Linked DNA regions of Homo sapiens: region 1 is linked to region 2. Evidence: read pairs that join two places in POLR2A ChIA-PET (ENCODE). Cell type or tissue: CD4-positive, alpha-beta T cell. All regions are shown on one strand. Links, peaks and the distances in the headings refer to the core of each region. The heading gives the core; the rest is flanking DNA.

What was found. ChIA-PET counts read pairs that join two places held together with the same protein. Peaks named below come from ENCODE experiments on the same cell type or tissue, not always from the same donor. Only the 100,000 strongest peaks of a DNase experiment are listed, where the experiment ranks them.
Region 1: POLR2A ChIA-PET joins it to region 2 with 17 read pairs; 25 of 35 experiments call an interaction of 5 or more read pairs at or near these places.

What each region holds. Positions count from the first base shown.
Region 1 is chr4:77,848,360-77,857,675 of GRCh38, forward strand. No RefSeq gene overlaps it. Among named protein-coding and RNA genes, the nearest start is that of MRPL1, 9.8 kb to the right of the region's middle. In CD4-positive, alpha-beta T cell, for the core only: no CTCF peak of the experiment used is centred there; DNase peaks (open chromatin) are centred at 5,012, 6,202 and 6,572; H3K4me3 peaks cover 2,252 bases; H3K27ac peaks cover 4,191 bases.
Region 2 is chr4:77,795,828-77,805,143 of GRCh38, forward strand. The region is part of intron 1 of CNOT6L (CCR4-NOT transcription complex subunit 6 like); the gene reads right to left. Among named protein-coding and RNA genes, the nearest start is that of CNOT6L, 19 kb to the right of the region's middle. In CD4-positive, alpha-beta T cell, for the core only: no CTCF peak of the experiment used is centred there; a DNase peak (open chromatin) is centred at 5,574; H3K4me3 peaks cover 769 bases; H3K27ac peaks cover 2,734 bases.

The DNA.
Region 1 (9,316 bases), core at 959-8,958, 53 kb after region 2:
AGTTAGAGACCAGCATGGCCAACATGGAGAAACCCCGTCTCTACTAAAAATACAAAATTAGCTGGGCGTGGTGGGGCATGCCTGTAATCCCAGCTACTCAGGAGGATGAGGCGGGAGAATCGCTCGAACCTAGGAGGCAACGGTTGTGGTGAACCGAGATCGCACCATTGCACTCCAGCCTGGGCAATGGGAGTGAAACTCCGTCTCAAAAAAGAAAAGAAAATGGCTACTCCATAGAACAGTGGCATGGACTGCCCAATTGAGTAAACTTACAGTTATTTCTTGATTATATGCGAAACAATGGTTGGATTATTCATGAGTTTTCCAGGAAAGGGGCGGATATTTCCCAGACCTGAGGTTTCTTCCCCTTTATAGACTACATAGTGTAACTTCCAGACATTGCCACAGCATTTGTAAACTGTCATGGCACTGGTGGGAGTGTCTTTTAGCATGCTAATACATTATAATTTGCTTATAATGAGGAGTGAGCACTACCATAGGTCACTTTTATTGCCATCTTCGTTTTGGTGGGTTTTGGCTGGCTTTTTTTTTTTTTTGAGACGGAGTCTCACTCTGTCACCCAGGCTGGAGTGCAGTGGTGCCATCTCCACTCACTGTAACCGCTGCCTCCTGGGTTCAAGCAATTCTCCTGCCTCAGCCTCCTGAGTAGCTGGGATTACAGGCACTCACCACCACGCCCACACCCGGCTAATTTTTTGTATTTTTAGTAGAGATAGGGTTTCACCATGCTGGCCAGGCTGGTCTCCAACTCCTGACCTCAGGTGATCCAACCCCCTCCCCAGCCCCCAGCCTCCCAAAGTGCTGGGATTACAGGCATGAGCCACCGTGCCCAGCTTCTTTACAGCATCCTGTTTTGTTTTGTTTGAGACCAGGTCTCATTGTCACCCAGGCTGGAGTACAATGGCACAGTCTTGGCTCACTGCAGCCTCAACTGCCTGAGTTCAAGCAATCCTCCTGCCTCAGCCCCCCAAGAAGCTGGGACTGCAGGGCCACACCAGCAGACTGTGCTAATTTTTTTTTTTTTTTTTGAGATTAGGACGGGGTTTTGCCATGTTGGTCAGGTTGGTCTTTTTTTTTTTTTTTTGAGACAAGGTCTCACCCTGTCACCCAGGCTTGAGTGCAATGGCACGATCTCGGCTCACCGCAACCGCCCCTTCCTGGGTTCAAGCGATTCTGCCACCTCAGCCTCCTGAGTAGCTGGGATTAGAGGCACGTGCCACCACGCCTGGCTAATTTTTGTATTTTTTGGTAGAGACAGAGTTTTGCCATGTTGGGCAGGCTGGTCTCATCTCCTGAGCTCAAGTGATCCACCTGCTTCAGCCTCTCAAAGTGCTGGGATTACAGGCATGAGCCATCATGCCCAGCAGCTGCATCCTGTTTTATCAGCAGGGTTTTATGACCTGTATCTTACGTGGACCTCCTATCTCAGCCTGTAAGGAAGAATGCCTAACCAACTGGGAATACAGCCTAGTAGGTCTTAGCCTTATTTTACTCATGCCCTATTAAAGATGGAGTTGCGGCCCTGCGCAGTGGCTCACGTCTGTAATCTCCACACTTTGGGAGGCCAACACAGGTGAATCACTTGCGGTCAGGAGTTCAAGACCAGCTTGACCAACATAGTGAAAACCCATCTCTACTAAAAATACAAAAATTAGCCAGGCATGGTGGCACATGCCTGTAATCCCAGCTACTCCGGAGGCTGAGGCAGGAAACTTGCTTGAACTCGGGAGGCAGAAGTTGCAGTGAGCCGAGATGGCTACTGCACTCCATCCTGGGGGACAGAGCGAAACTCTGTCTCAGTAAATAGCCGGGTACGGTGGCTCTCAACTGTAATCCCAACACTTTGGGAGGCCGAGGCAGGTGGATCACCTGAGGTCAGGAGTTCAAGACCAGCCTGACCAACAAGGTGAAACCCCGTCTCTACTGAAAATACAAAAACAGCTGGGTGTGGTGGCATGTGCCTGTAATCCCAGCTACTGGGGAGGCTGAGGCAGGAGAATTGCTTGAACCCAGGAGGTGGAGGTTGCAGTGACCTGAGATCACTCCACTGCACTCCAGCCTGGGAGATGGAGCAAGACTCCCTCTCTAAATAAATAAATAAATATAGAGTTGGGATTGCTCTGGTTCAAATGCCTGTGACAAATTGATTACATCAAAGTTGATTAATAGGGTGCATACTACAATTGCAATAAAACCATGTTTTTCTTTATCATTTTTAAATCAGTAGTGACTATAACATGGCTAAGTTTGAGTGAGTACTGCCTTTTTTGTTTGTTTGTTTTTTGAGATGGAGTCTGGCTCTGTCGCTCAGGCTGGAATGCAGTGGCACGCTCTCGGCTCACTGCAAACTCCGCCACCCAAGTTCAAGCAATTCTTCTGCCTCAGCCTCCCGAGTAGCTGGGACTGCAGGCGCGTGCCACCAACCTGGCTAATTTTTGTATTTTTAGTAGAGATGGAGTTTCACCATATTAGCCAGGCTGGTCTTGAACTCCTGACCTTGTGATCTGCCTGCCTCAGCTTCTCAAAGTACTGGGATTACAGGCATGAGCCACCACACCTGGCTGAATGAGCAATGTCTTAAAAGTTTCTGAATTTTCTAAATAAGATTTTTTAGGCAATGGAGATTCCATTTGGAAAATTACAATTTCAGTACAATATCAATTTAATAAATTAAATACAGTGTTCCGTTATATTTCCAAATGTAGGCAATCAAGTTTAAATAATGGGTTGGAATGGTAGTAGACAGACTTCAAACAAGAATTCTAGACTAGGGACAAGAAATGTCTGAACTATGACTATATTATATTCTGTAGCATATAAAGCTAAAACTGGACAAAACACCACAAGGTTCAAATGGGAAAACTTTCACTAATTAATTCAATTAAAAATCATGAATTAAGTAGGATCAGACTAATTTACTGAGAGCTAGTTTACCTAACCCAGTTTGACTAAGGGTTTCTAATGTATTCAAATGAATGTATATAAAATAGAAAAAGACACCATCTGAACATAAAACACACCACCAGTGACAAAAAGGAGCAAAAACAATTATTAAACATACAAGGTTCAGATGGAAAAAAAACTTACATGAATTGCTTAAAATATGAAAGACAAATGGATCTTTTTTTCTTTTTTTATTTTGAGACGGAGTCTCACTCCGTTGCCCAGGCTGGAGTGCAGTGGCACGATCTCGGCTCACTGCAAGCTCCGCCTCCCAGGTTCACGCCATTCTCCTGCCTCAGCCTCCCGAGTAGCTGGGACTACAGGCGCCCGCACGCCCAGCTCATTTTTTATATTTTTAGTAGAGACAGGGTTTCACCATGTTAGACAGGATGGTCTCGATCTCCTGACCTCGTGCTCTGCCCGCCTCGGCCTCCCAAAGTGCTGGGATTACAGGTGTGAGCCACAGCGCCCAGCTGACAAATGGATCTTTACCTAAGAATTTAGTCAAACCCTTACAAGTGGTAATTTCAAAGGTTTGGCCTGGTGTTTTTGGCTAATAGAGCAACTATTAAGAGGTTTATTCTTCAACTGTAGATCTATTTCTTACTGAACATAATTTAAAAAGGAGTGGGACTCTGCAAACTCAAGTGTCTGCAGAGTCTAGGCAGATATTGTGAATGAGTAAAATGCCTAGAGAGGCAATGCAGTGTGATGAGGACTGTGTATCTGGGAAGTTGATCGCCCATCTAAAAATTGCAATGTCTATTCAGCTCCAGTGGATCATAGCTATGTAGAAATATGGCTTAATCTGACTATTTTCAAAATAAGACAGAAATCTAGATCTTAAGGTTAATCATCAGCTCCATTAAAAAATATTTGTAGGCCAATACTGTATTAACAAAGTATTGTTAAGTAACTGTCTCTGAGAATTCATATTTTTCCTTAGGAGATTGTGTGTGTGTGTGTGTGTGTGTGTGTGTGTGTGTGTGTGTGTGTACAATCTAATAGTTATCCACTAGACAACTGAAATAACAAAGAGGCATTTTCTGCAACTCACACTAGAGGGAAAAGTTAAAGAGTATCAGACTGTAGTGTCTATGGTCCTCTGGGATTGTTCTGTGGGTCTTGGAGAATGCTAATGAACATAAAGAACTGTCTTGTTGGGAGTTCCCAAGGCATTCGTCTTGACTGAACAACTCTAGATATTGAATATGTACTGTGTTGGAAGCGGTGTAAATCATAGGGTAAGGCCATTCTTTCTATGTAGAGAAAAAGATTTTGGCAAAGACTGCCGTAGCATTGCACATTGTGAGTAAGTTGAAGGTAGTATTCTTATTGTAAGACACAGACCTCGGCATAGATTTAAGAACTAAAATTAACCATAAGAGGACGTGCTGAAAATGGTTTGACTTCTTGCCTGCATTTCCTTTGGAATTTGGAAATTGTTATTATTAGCATAGTGTTAACTTTTTTTTTTTTTTTGGCCAATGTAAGTAATTATCTTTGTTTATCCCACCTCTTCAGTTAAAATCTGATTTAGCAATATATTGACTAGGTGTCTGTAATAGCCAGAGACAGAGCAGGAAACAGGTGGTAAACTCAAATAATTTAACTGAAGAGAGTTTAAAAGGGGTACTATTTACTGAGGTGTGGGCAGGGTTAAGGGCACCAATAAGGGATTGAAATAAATGTGGACAGGCAAGCGTGGGAGCTACAACTGCACCTAGGCCACAAGGAACAAAGGGAGACACAGTGTTATTGGAACACTCACAGAATTGCCTTCCCTTTCATACTGGTCCTGTGCCCTTCAAACATTCTCACTGTCCTTAGGATGAACCACTCCTCAGAGCCACGCAAAGACCCCCTGAAGAAGTCAGGACATTCTCTGTATGTCCAGCTTGTATGTGAATCTCAGGGTGCACACCGCTTGCATTTAATGAAGCCCTCCTATTATACAGTTGCTACTTCCTGAATCCTTTCAGTGTGCAGTATACATGGTGAGTTGTGGTAATGCTACAAAACTCCCCACCCTCACCGTAAACCACGGAAGGCGTCTGGCCTCTTCCTATAGCAGAGCTTTGAGAACTTGGGCATCTTACTCTCCCTAGCCTTCTGTAGCTTTCCCTCTGGGTAGGTTCAGAAGAGCGATGCATTCTTGTGTTTTCATGAAGAATTACATGTCATATACCATTTATGATGGTACGAACTAAGAAAAGATAGGAAGTTACCAGCACATATTTTAGAGCCTAGATTATTACAGTTTAAAGATATTTTATTTACTCTTTTACTCATATACCTATGCCCAGTTGATATTTTTTTCCTTTGACCTTTGGAGAAATCTTTTTTTTTGTTGTTTTTTATTCTCTAAATACAATCTATTTTTCCTAATGGCTCAGGATGCTAATTACTTTTCTTCCTCACCTTGGACCCCTGTGTAGTTCTTTGATCTGTTTTGTTTTGTTTTGTTTTTGTTTGTTTGTTTGCTAAGGCCTAGAGCTCTTTCATTTCTCCCAGAGGAGCCAGAAAAGCAGCTTTTATTTTCTATTAAATATTAACCCTTAACAATTATCCACAGTTGTTTAGAATAAATTGTCAAGATGTCATTGAAGCTGGGGAACAGCAATGGAGAATTGTGTGCCATAAAAATACTGTCACCCCTATTTTCAGATAGAGAAACTGAGGCACATAACTTGCTGGGGTTGACCATGCCAAGAAAGCCTGACCAGAACCTCTGGCCTCCTGATTATTAAAGGCCCCTCTACTCTGAGTCTCTTTTCTCTCCATTCCCCTCCCATCCTACCTTACCTTATTTCCTCCAAGACCACTACTACCCTACATCTACCACTTAATAACTACAAGAAGAAGAAAAATGCTAACCTGGAAGGAACAACAGAAACATCAGTAGATGGAATAAAATAGTTTAGGCAAGATGCAGTGCTACTGTGCACAGGCGAATATTGGAGTATTTGAACTCAATATTGTCCAGATAAAAATGACTAAGAAATAATTCCCAAGTTTCTCTGAAAACCCTGGGCTCATTTCCTGAAGCAGTAGAAAAGAGATACCTAGAGATAGAGAAAAAAACCCTGAGGCTGGAACTTGGCAAGGAACTCAGGCTCAGTTTGACCTAATCTAAAAGAAAGACAGGACCTGAAAGGAGAGTAAAAACAAAATGTCAAGTTCACTTCGAAGTGAACAAAACAATAAAGCCACACAGTACATAAGGGAGGAAGAGTGTCATATCCTTTCAATTGCTTACTGCCTCCTCTTGTGAGTTACGCACACTCTCTACAAAAATAAGATGTCCTCGTGAGAATTGCTTTGTCAGTATTGTTACTTTTCTCAGGTCTACAAAGTTTTAAAAATATGTCTATCCATATTTTAGATAAATGTTTCAAACAAGTTTTACCTCCTCATGCATTAGAAATAAAAAAAAATAACTCTAGTGTTTTGTTGGCACTTGTGATTTATATGCGTGGCTTTGACGATCAAAAAATAGTGTAATGTACTTACATGTTACTTACTTTCTCCTATACACTCTGATGTTATCTGGCCATTCTCTAATTTAATACATCAGCACCGAAATATTGAGTCACGGCTGAATATATGTGGAAATACCAGAGTTTCTGGGTAGCAGTGAAGCAGGAAGAGGGTGTGGTGGTCAGATGCATTGGCTTTGGTGTCAGAATCTAACACTAGCTTGTGGACTTTGGCAGGTCACTAATTTCTTAGGGCCTCAGATTTTTCATCCATGAAATGGGGATTAAGCACAATACCATACACAAAGTTACTAGCACCGTGTCCAGCATGCAATATGTGTGTGATACATGTAAAATAGCTGTTAAGATCCCAGACTCTGTAGGCAGGCATCCTGGGTTCAGATCCCAACCAACTACTTACTAACTGGGTAAGTTACTTAACTTCTCCATGACTCTGTTCTTTCTTTCTTTATTTTATTATTATTTTTTTTGAGACAGAGTTTCACTCTTGTTGCCCAGGCTGGAGTACAATGGCACGATCTTGGCTCACTGCAACCTCCGCCTCCCGGGTTCAAGCAATTCTCCTGCCTCAGCCTCCCAAGTAGCTGGGATTACAGGCATGCACCACCACGCCTGGCTAATTTTGTATTTTAAGTAGAGATGGGGTTTCTCCATGTTGGCCAGGCTGGTCTCGAACTCCCAACCTCAGGTGATCCACCCGTCTCAGCCTCCCAAAGTGCTGGGATTACAGGCCTGAGCCACTGCACCAGGCCTGACTCTGTTCTTTCATCTGTAAACTGTGAATAATTATAGTACCTATCTCATAGGTTTGATGTGAAGATTTAAATAGTTAAAATAATAAAGCCCTGGCACACAGTAAGTGTTCAATAAGCATTAGCTATTATTATTCTAAAATTGTGCTGTCCAATGTGGTAGCCATATGTGGCTACTGAGCTTTTGAAATGTAGTTAGTCCTAACTTTGATGTGCTCCAAGTGTAGAATACACATCAAATTTAAATACTTAATATAAAAAAGAATGTAAAATATTTTAATAATTTTTATATCAATTATAGTTAAACATACTGAGTTAAATTACTATAATTAATTTTACTTGTTCCATTTTAATATAGCTACTAGAAAATTAAAAAGTACATGTGTGGCTTGCATTATATTTATATTGGACAGTGCTGTTTTTTAGAATTTAGAAATCTTAAAGCAAAAAGTTCATCAAAAAGAACCTTAGCTTTTGGTTTAGTTCAAAATGTAGGATATTCGTGGTACACTTTTTGTCATAAAATATTGAGGACAAGCAAGGGAATTACAAAGTAGTAAGTGAAGCCATTAGAACTGCCAAAGAAGTTAATACAATTTTAGGTTGCATTAATTTTTCCAGAACCCAGTGTTCTTTTCTCCTCTGGAGTGTTTTGTTCAGCTGTGGGATTACATTTTAAGAGAGACATAGGCATCTAGAGTATATCCTTCATAAATCTCCTAGTAAGATGAGAGGTTCTCATCACCACACCATGAAAGGGAGGAACTGTGAGTGGTTAAAAATAGGGACATATTCAGCCAAGTGAGGAGAAGACTTAAAGGGAGACATGATAGCTATTCTCAAACACCAGAAAAGTTGCCATGTGGAAATGGAATTGACGTGAATGGTTCATTTAGTCCAGGTTACAAGGACTATTTAAGCTTTCAATACATATAACAACTTTTTAACAATTAGAGTTGCCCCCAAATGGAATGAACTACCTTACAGAATATTCCAGACTGTATCACCAGAAATTTAAACAGAGAATTATAGGGAGGTAGGTAGATGAAGACTTCCAAAAGCTTTTCAAACTCTGAGATTCCATGATTAAGGTTTTGCCACTAATTCTGGAATAGAGCTGCCAATACAGCATTAAAATCAGAATAACTAGAGTCCCACAGTTTTAATTAGTTTTTTTTAAAGAAGATATAGAAATTCACTGGTGCTAGCTCAAGAAAACAGGGATATTGTAGACATATATATGGTAGATAGGGATCTCACAAGAATGCAGGGAAAGGGATAGAGATACAGCAGGCTTGTTGGAAACTTTAACAGGAACTGAGGCAGCATTTGCTATCTTTCTCTCATAGGCTGCTTGATTTCTTTCTTTCTTGCGGTATCTCTGCTTTTCTTGCCATCCTTATTCCCTTATATTATTGCAACTCACTGGCTTCCTGTAACTTCACTCACTCGTCATTTCTGTTCCCTAATAGTTTCAGATTGCCTTTCAAGGCCGTTCTAGCATGGAATTTATTCTATGACCCTGGAGCTTGAATTTTCCCACCTGAGTGTTTCAGTCTTTCATTTTCCCAACTTTGGTTTTGTGAGAGGAATAATTGATCTAGTTTTTCTTTTCAAGGCAGGTCACTGGCCATGTATGGGTGGGCTTTCCTTGGGTCAGATGGCTTCCACTGATCCAAATATCCTGGGCTGGGGAATTTTATTTATGTGAGAGGAGGCAGTTTCTACCAGAAGCAGATGTGGGTGGGGCAGGAAGCTAATGGTATTTTTAGTATCTCTATTGAAAGACGCTGAAAGATGGAGGCAATGGAGTTTACTCCCAGAAATTTGTGAATCTACTTAAACTTATTCTATTCCCTGTATTAGAAGGAGCCTATTTAAAAGGTTCTGGTTTGGGATTAATGATAGGTATGTGAGTTTTGCTCTCAAATATGCTCTAGGACCTTGCTACTCAAAGGGTGGTCTGCGAACCAGCAGCATCAACATCACTGTTAGGAGCCTGTTAGAAATCAGAGGCCGGGCGTGGTGGCTCATGCCTGTAATCCCAGCACTTTGGGAGGCCGAGGCGGGTGGATTGCCTGAGGTCAGGAGTTCGAGACC
Region 2 (9,316 bases), core at 770-8,769:
TTAAAGAACTAAATAAATGAAGACATACCTTATATTCATGGGTCAGAAGAATCAATATTAAGATGTTATTCTTCCCCAAATGATCTACAAATTTAACACAATCCCAGTGAAATACCTAAGGTGGTTTTTTTTTATTCATTGAAAGTGATCTTTTTTCTTTCCTTTTATCTTTAATAATTTCAGCTTTTATTTTAGATTCAGGGAGTACACATGCAGGCTTGTTACATGGGTATATTGCATGATGCTGGGGTTTAGGGTATGAATGATGGCATCACCCAGGTAGTAAGCATAATATCTAATAGGTAGTTGTTCAGCCCTGTTCCCCTCATGACATTTTTTTTTTATAGAAATTAACATGCTTATTCTAAAATATATATGGAAATTCCAAGGGCCTAGAAAAGCTAACGCTGAAACAACTTTGAAAAAGAAAAATAAAATTGGAGGATTTACACTATTGATATGGTCTGGCTCTGGGTCCCCACTCAAATATCATCTCAAATTGCAATCCCTATGTGTTGGGGGAGGTGCTTGGTGGGAAGTGATTGAATCATGGGGGAGGACTTCTCCCTTGCTTTTTCTTGTGATAGTGAGTTCTCATTAGAGATTGTTGCTTGAAGGGGATGTGTGGCACTTCCCCCTACACTCTCTCTCCTGCTCTGCCATGCTAAGACATGCTTGCTTCCCCTTCACCTTCTGCCATGATTCTACGTTTCCTGAGGCCTCCCAGTCATGCTTCTTGCCTGCGAACCAGGAGTCAATTAAACTTCTTTTCTTCATAAATTACCCAGTCTCAGGTATTTTTTACAGCAGTGTGAGAACAGACTAACAGAACTACGTAATTTCAAGAGTTATTACAAAGCTTCAGTAATCATGGCAATAAGGTACTGACAAAGATTAACATCAAGAGAACAGAGTCTAGAAACAAACACAAACATACATGGTCAATTAATTTTCAACAAAACTGCCAAGGACGCCAGGTGTGGTGGCTCATGCCTGTAATCCCACCACTTTGGGAGGGCAAGGAAGGCAGACTGCCTGACCTCAGGAGTTCGAGACCAGCCTGGACAACATGGCAAAACCCCATGTCTAACAGAGAAATACAAAAAAATTAGCTGGGCATGGTGGTGTCCCTGTGGTCTTAACTACTTGGGAGGCTGGGATGAGAGGATCACTTGAGCCTGGGAGGTCCAGGCTGCAGTGAGCCATGATGGTGCCGCTGCAGTGAGCCGTGATGGTGCCACTGCACTCCAGCCTGACAGAGGAAGACCTTGTCTCAAAAAAAAAAAAAAAAAAAAAAAACTGCCAAGGATATTCACTGGGGAGGATAATCTCTAACTAATAGTGGTAGAGCAATTAGATTACCATATTTTAAACAAACGAACCTCAAACTTTACCTCATACTATATAAAAAAAAAACAAAAACACAGTAGCCCCCCATCTCTGTCCCTTATCTACAGTTTCACTGCAGTTTGTAACCTGTAGCCAACAGGGTCAAAAGATATTAAATGGAAAATTCCAGAAATAAACAATTCACAAGTTTTAAATTGTGTGCCAGTCTGAGTAGTGTGATGAAATCTCCTGCTGTCTCTTTCAGTCCTGCTTGGACATGATTCATCCCTTTGTCCAGCATATTCACACTGTTTAGTATACCTGCCTATTAGTCAATCAGTATCTATCTCAGTTATCAGACTGTCAGTCTCACAGTGTGTTTAAGAAACCCTTATTTTACTTAATAATGGCCCCAAAGCACAAGAGTAGTGATGCTGGAAATTCAGGTATGCCAAAAAGAAACCATAAGGGGCTTCCTTTTTAAGTGAAATGGTGAAAATTCTCAATTTAATAAGGGAAGAAAAAAATCGTATAGTGAGGTTGCCAAAATCAATGGTAAGAATTAATCTTCCACCTATGACATTGTGAAGAAGGAAACAGAAATTCATGTGGTAACTGCAGTTTTAGGCATCCACTGAGGGTCTTGGAATATATATCCTCCACAAATAAGGGTGGGACTACTCTATGTTCAACATGGATCACAGGCCTAAATTTAAGAGCCAAAATTATAAAATATCTAGAAGAAAACACAGGAGAAAACCTTGGTGACTATGAGTTTCGCAAGGATATCTTCAACACCAAAACAAAAGCATGATCCATAAAACAAAAAATTGATAAATTAGACTTTCAAGAACTTTTGCTCCTTGAAAAACATTATTAGGAAAATAGGCTAGGCATGGTGGCTCCTGTCTGTAATCCCAACATTTTGGGAGGCCAAGGAAGGAGAAGCACTTGAGACCAGGAGTTCAAGACCAGCCTGGGCAAATATAGCAAGACCCCGTCTTTACAAAGTAATACAAAATCAGCCAGGAGCCTATAGTCCTAGTTACTCAGGAGGCTGAGGCAGGAGGACTGCTTGAGCCCAGAGGCTGCAGTGAGCTATGATCGTACCATTGCACTCCTGCCTTGACAACAGATTGAGATCTTGTCTCTAAAACAAATAAATAATTTTTTTAAAAAAAGAAAATAACCCACACACTGGGAAAAAATATTTACAAATCATGTATATGATAAAGAATGTATATCCAACATAAAGAACTGTCAAAATTCAGTAATAAAAAAAATTTCTAATGGGCAAAACATTTTAATAGACACTTCACCAAAGAAGATATATTGATGGTAAAAAAGTACATAAGATGCTTTAGTCATTAGAGAAGTGAAAATTAAACCACAATGAGATTCTACTCTATACTTTGGCCTATTAGAATGGCTAAGTTTTTAAAAAACCGAGCCAAGAAAACAACCGGAACTTTCATACACTAAAGATGAGAATGCAAAATGCTACAACTTTGGGAGAAAGTTTGAAGGTTTCTTAAAAAGGTAAACAGGCCAGGCACGGTGGCTCACACGTATAATTGCAACACTTTGGGAGGCCGAGGTGGGAGGATTGCTTGAGCCAGGAGTTCAACATGAGCCTGGGCAACATAGTTAGACCCCATTTCAATTAAAAAAAAAAAATAGCCAGGCATGGTGGTGTGCACCTGTGATCCCAGCTACTAAGGCAGCCGAGGTAGGATTGCTTGAGCCTGGGAGGTCAAGGCTAGAGTGTGCCATGATCACACAACTGCATTCCAGCCTGAGTGAAGGAGCAAGACCCTATCTCAAAAAAAGAAAAAAAGTTAAATATGCAGCTACCATATGACCCAGACATTCCACTCCTAGATATTTACCCAAGATAAATGAAAACATTTGTTCACCCAAAGATTAAACTGAACTCAAATGTTCTTAGAGCTTTATTTATAACAGCCCAAAACTGGAAACTGTTGAACAGGCCAGGCACAGTGGCTCATGACTGTAATCCCAACACTTTCGGAGGCCAAGGTGAGAGGATTGTTTCAGGCCAGTAGTTCAAGACCAGCCTGGGCAACACATCAAGTCCCTGTTTCTACAAAAAACAAACTTTGCTGGGAATGGTGGCACGCACCTGTAGTCCCAACTGCTCAGGAAGATCACTTGAGCCCAGGAGGTTGAGGCTGCAGTGAACCACGCTAATGCCACTGCACTCCAGCCTAGGCTAGTATAAACAAGGTCAAAAGTAATATGTTCAGGATGGGTGTGGTGGTTCACGCCTGTAATCCCAGCACTTTCGGAGACCGAGGCAGGTGGATCACCTGAGGTCAAGAGTTCGAGACTAGCCTGGCCAACATGGTGAAACCCCGTTTCTACTAAAAATACAAAAATTAGCTGGGCGTGGTGGTGGGCGCCTGTAATCCCAGCTATTCAGGAGGTGAGACAGGAGAATTGCCTGAACTCAGGAGGCAGAGGTTGCAGTGAGCTGAGATTGTGCCATTGCACTCCAGCCTAGGTGAGGGGAGTGAAACTCCATCTCAAAAAAAAAAAAAAAAAAAGGAACATGTTCAGACCCAAACTAAGAAGTTGCAAGGGTACCTGTAAAAGGATCACATATCATCTATTATAAGCCAAGTGTATGAGAGCTCTTTCATTCAAAGTAACAAATCCTCTAGAAAAAGTAGATTTAGTCCATGTTTTAATGTGGAAAAAAACTGAAGTAACATTCTAACACTTCATATGAAATCCTTCATCTTTTTCCTTTTCCTACCTTCCAATTTCGGGCTCTGCCTCTCTGGTAGTACATGGCAAATCCAAGAATTGAGTATTTTTTCACAAATTTAATATCTGTTTATATAAACAATCACCTGTACATAAAACTAAGCATGTTATACTCCATCAAAAAAAAAAACTAATTCAAGAAATTGGTTTTAATTACCAGAAAACTGAACTTGATAGTATCAAAAACTGAACTAATGAATCCTTTTCATAAAGCTAATTACTTTAGCTTTTCTATTTCTTCAGGAAAATATTTTAAATTAAGTCTTACACAAAGGCCAGGTATTATGGCTCACACCTATAATCCCAGCACTTTCGGAGGCCAAGGTGGGAGGACTGCTTGAGCCCAGGCGTTCAAGGCCAGCCTGGGCAACATAGTGAGACCCTAACTCTACCAAAAAAAATTTTTTTTTTTAAAGTAGCCAGGCACAGTAGCATGTGACTGTGAGTGAGCACCAGCTTCTTGGGAGGCTTAGATAGGAGGATTACTTGAGCCCAGGAGGTCAATGAGCTTATAATTACACCACTGCACTCCAGCCTGTGAGCGACAAAGCAAGACCCTGTCTCTTAAAAAAAAAATTAAAAAAAATAAAGTCTTGTATACAAAGTTTTGAACAATATGAAAGTCTGAATAGCTGTAACAGCCATCCCATACTTTTGAACTGAACCAAATTATACAATATTTTAATGTTAGATAAACATAAAAGTTGTGTAAAGAGGTGTTAAAACTAGTATGACTATTCTGAGAAGCAGGGTTTAGAATGTGTATAAGCCATATCTGAAATCTACAAGTCTCCATTAAAAACAGTAGAGTAAAACAGAAAAATCTTAGTAGCCCAACTGTCTGAAATAAAACTTGATAAAGTATAAAGAAAAGCTCCATCCAGGAGAGGGTTCCAAGGTACCAACATCTTAATTACAAAAGGATGTAAAAGAAAGTTAAGGCCAATGCTGACTCACACTGATCCAAAACAACTAGCATTAAACAAAGAGCTAACCCTTAACTTTTTGGCATGAATAAAATGCCTACAAAAGTATCCACTCTACTCATATAAATGACTGCCAAGAAGGTGGTGCTTTGTATTGAGCAGAAAGGTTAGAAGGGAAAGGGTGTCAACTTTAAAATTGCTCCTAAAATAGTTGATTAGAAGGATAAAGAACAAGAGAACTTACAATGGCTTTGAGTCAAGCTTGGTTCCAGGAAAAGGATACTCTGACCCTACGTGAAAGCAAAAACCAGCCACTGAAAAGTAGACACCCAGATTTTGCCAGCAGAAGGAAGAGTATTGTTCATTTCCCACAAAGGTAGCAGAGTCTTTAACTTCAATTCCTAGGTTTTCCTGGCAAATAGATACTCTGCAAAAGCAACAAAGCAAACTAAATATAATGCTCTTCACAATTTCAATCCTGCACTCACAACGCCAGCTTCACAAACTCATCAAAGGTCACAGAGGAGCTAATTTCCTGTTTTGTTACTTAAAACTCATTACCTTCCTCCTGAGCTAACCAATACAGAATAATTTCCTTCTTGTTTTGAAGCTGACAAAATAATGACAGTATACATGTAACATACCAAAAAAAATTTTTAGACAGTTACTAAGAGTCAAGGAATACAGTTTGATATAATTTTCTGAAAACAAATTGCACAGAATCCATGTCTATTATTACTCCACTTGAGGAATATTTATTTTTCTTAACAAATTTTAAAACCTTTATTTTGAAGTTATTTTACCAGAAGATAAAAATTGGGGGGGGGGGAGAATGAAACATTTTATAAATATTTATCAAAAACCCATTATAAGCCATGCACCTTGCATGTGCCTGTAGTCCCAGCTACTCAGAAGCTGAGGCAGGAGGACTGCTTGAAGTCAGGAGCCCGAGGCTATAGCAAACTATGGTCACATCTGTGAATAGCCACTGTATTCCAGCCTGGGCAATATAGCAAAAACTATGTCCCCCTGTCCTAAAATCCTCATAGTCCAGGAAACAAGATGAGAAAAATGTAAACAATGACTACCATGTTGTAAACATTTATTTCCCATTTCTTTCTAAAATGTATTTAAAGTTGCTTTCCCCAAAAGAAATATAACAGTTTATACATAATTTTAATTTAGTGAAGAATATGTGTAAATTCCATTAAAGTCCATTATAATGCTACTAAGAAGATTCCAATGGAGCAGTAGTTCTAATACAGGTTGATGATTGTGAGGTGTGTTACAAATACAGTAATTTGTAACTATTAATAGTAAAAATTACCTAAATTTATGTACACCTTATACATACAATATAAATATACTGTATGTCAGCATTGATTCTCTATCCTCTTACCAGTATTCCAACAATAAGAAGAGTAGAGTTACAACTATTTCTCCCAAATATTACAAATCATGATGGATACATGTTGCATATGCACATATCCTTTAGGTATGTTATATAGGTTTTAGTCTTCTTTGTATTAAAATATGCCTCTTATCATGCTACTAAAAAATGTTTTCATTAAACATAAATTACTTCCTAATTACTAAATGAATTTTCAATCTCCTTTTCAGACAGTACTCATCCCACATGGCTTCTCTGACTTTGAAAACTAAGGGCAACATTATTTCTTGAAACTTTCCCCTCCCTTATCTTCTGGACCAGATTTTAACTAGACTGATAGAAGATGGAGTTTATGGGTGAGAGAGAAAAGAAAACATGCACTGAACACCCAGTATGTGGCCAGATGGTATGCTAGAGAATTTGAATTATTGCATTTAACTTAACCAAAAGCATAGACCCTAATTATCAACTATCATTTTACAGATGAGGAAGGTGAGATACAGAGAAGTTGTGCAGACATCTAACACCTCACAGCTAGTAAGTGGCTAGACGGGAATCTGAACATAGTTAAGACCAACTACAAAAACCAAGCTTCTACTAAATCATGCCAAATTTTAGACATTCCCAGAAGAAAATGCGGAGAAAATATTTTATAATCTTGGGGTGCAGAAAACTTATTCTAAGCAAGGCAAAGACCTTTTATAAGGAATGATAAACAGTATTTTAAAAATTTAATGTCTATAAGGCAAAGAGCAAAGTCATAAACAAAGTCAAAAAACAAACAAGAAACTGGAACAAAGTCTCTGCAATATTGATAATGAGCAATAAGGTAATGTTTCTAAAATGTAAACAGCTATTAACAAAGTAATAAGAAAAACAGAGACACCCAATAGAAAAATTTAGGGTAAAGGTCATGATCAGGCAAATCACAAAAGAATGCAGTGGCCAAAAAAAATGTGAAAAAAAAAATTATCTCCACTATAATTAACAAATTCCAAAATTTAAAATATGTATGACTTTTTGTTATTAAAATGACAAAAATTAATTATGTGAATATGAGTTTGAGAAAATAAGCATACATCACACAATTGTTGGGAGTAAAATTTTATAAAACATTTCTAAAGGGCAATCTGACAAGATGTATCAAATATTAAATGTGTAATTACTTTGATCCAGCAATTCCTTTCCTAAAAATTTATACTTTAAAAAAGTGTGCAAAAGGTGTTTATACAAGTTTTTTCACTGCATTAGTGTTGATAATCATCAAAAATACAGAAATAAATTGTCAATCAACAGGGGACTGAATGACAGGACATCAATAAAATGGATTACAATGAAGCCATTAAAAAGCAGGAGGTAGGGCAGGTGCGGTTGCTCATGCCTATAATCCCATCACTTTGAGAGGCCGAGGCAGGTAGATAACCTGAGAACGGCAGTTCAAGACCAGCCTGACCAACATGGAGAAACCCCATCTCCACCAAAAATACAAAATTAGCCGGGTGTGGTGGCACATGCCAGTAATCCCAGCTACTCGGGAGGCTGAGGCAGGAGAATCGCTTGAACCCGGGAGGCCAAGGCTGCAGTGAGCCGAGATCATGCTATTGCACTCCAGCCTGTCAACAAGAGCGAAATTCCGTCTCAAAAAAAAAAGAAAAAAGCGTGAGGTGTGGAAATGTAAAACAGCGCTGCTACTGTGGAAAAGTTTGTCAATTCCTCAAAAAGTTAAAACACAGAAATACGTATGACCCAGCAATTCCACTCTTAGGTATACACCCAAGAGAAATGAAAACATACGTCTTCACAAAACCATATACATGAATTATTTATAATAACCAAGTATGTATAATAATATATTGTTCACTCATAAAAAGGAATGAAATATTGGCCGGGCACAGTGGTTCATGCCTGTAATCCCAGCACTTTGGGAGGCCAAGGTGGGCAGATCACCTGAAGTCAGGAGTTTGAGACCAGCCTGGCCAACATGGTGAAACACCGTCTCTACTAAAAATACAAAAAATGAGCCAGGCGTGGTGGTGGGCTCCTGTAATCCCAGCTACTCAGGAGGCTTAGGCAGGAGAACTGCTTGAACCTGGGAGGCGGAGGCTGTGGTGAACCGGTATCGTGCCACTGCACTCCAGCCTGGGTGATGCAGCAAGACCCCATCTCAAAAAAAAAAAAAAAGGAATGAAATACTGTTATATGCTACAACATGAATCTTGAAAATATTATGCTAAGTGAAAAAAGCAGACACAGTCACATATTATATGATTCTACTTATATTAAATGACTAGAAGAAGCAAATCCATAGAGACAGAAAGTAGACCAGAAATTGTCAATGGATGGGGTAACTGGAACTAACTGACATAAAATATGAGGTTTCTTTTGTGGGTGATGGAAATGTTCTGGAATTTGCTTGTAGTGGTGGTTGGCAACATACTGAATGTACTAAAACCACTAAAATATACACTTTAAAATGGTGAATGTTTGTGTTATGTAATACATATCTCAACTTTCATCCTACAATTTTTTAAAGCATGAGGTGTATTTATTAATGAAAAAAGATGTTTTCAAATGAAAAAAAAGCAAATTTTTAAAAAAGTATACACAGTATGAACCTATTTTAGTTATGTTTTTGTGGTTATGTAAGTATATATTGACCAGAAACAGGTAACAGTACTACCACTTAGCCTTGAACAACATGGGTTTGAACTGCACAGGTTCACTCGTGGAGATTTTTTTTAACCAAACACAGATGGAAAATATAGCACTTGTGAGATGAGAAACCCATGTATATAGAGGGCCAATTTTTCATATACATGGCAGGACCTGAGTATGTATGCATGGATTTAGGCATACACAAGGGTCATGGAGCCAATCCTCT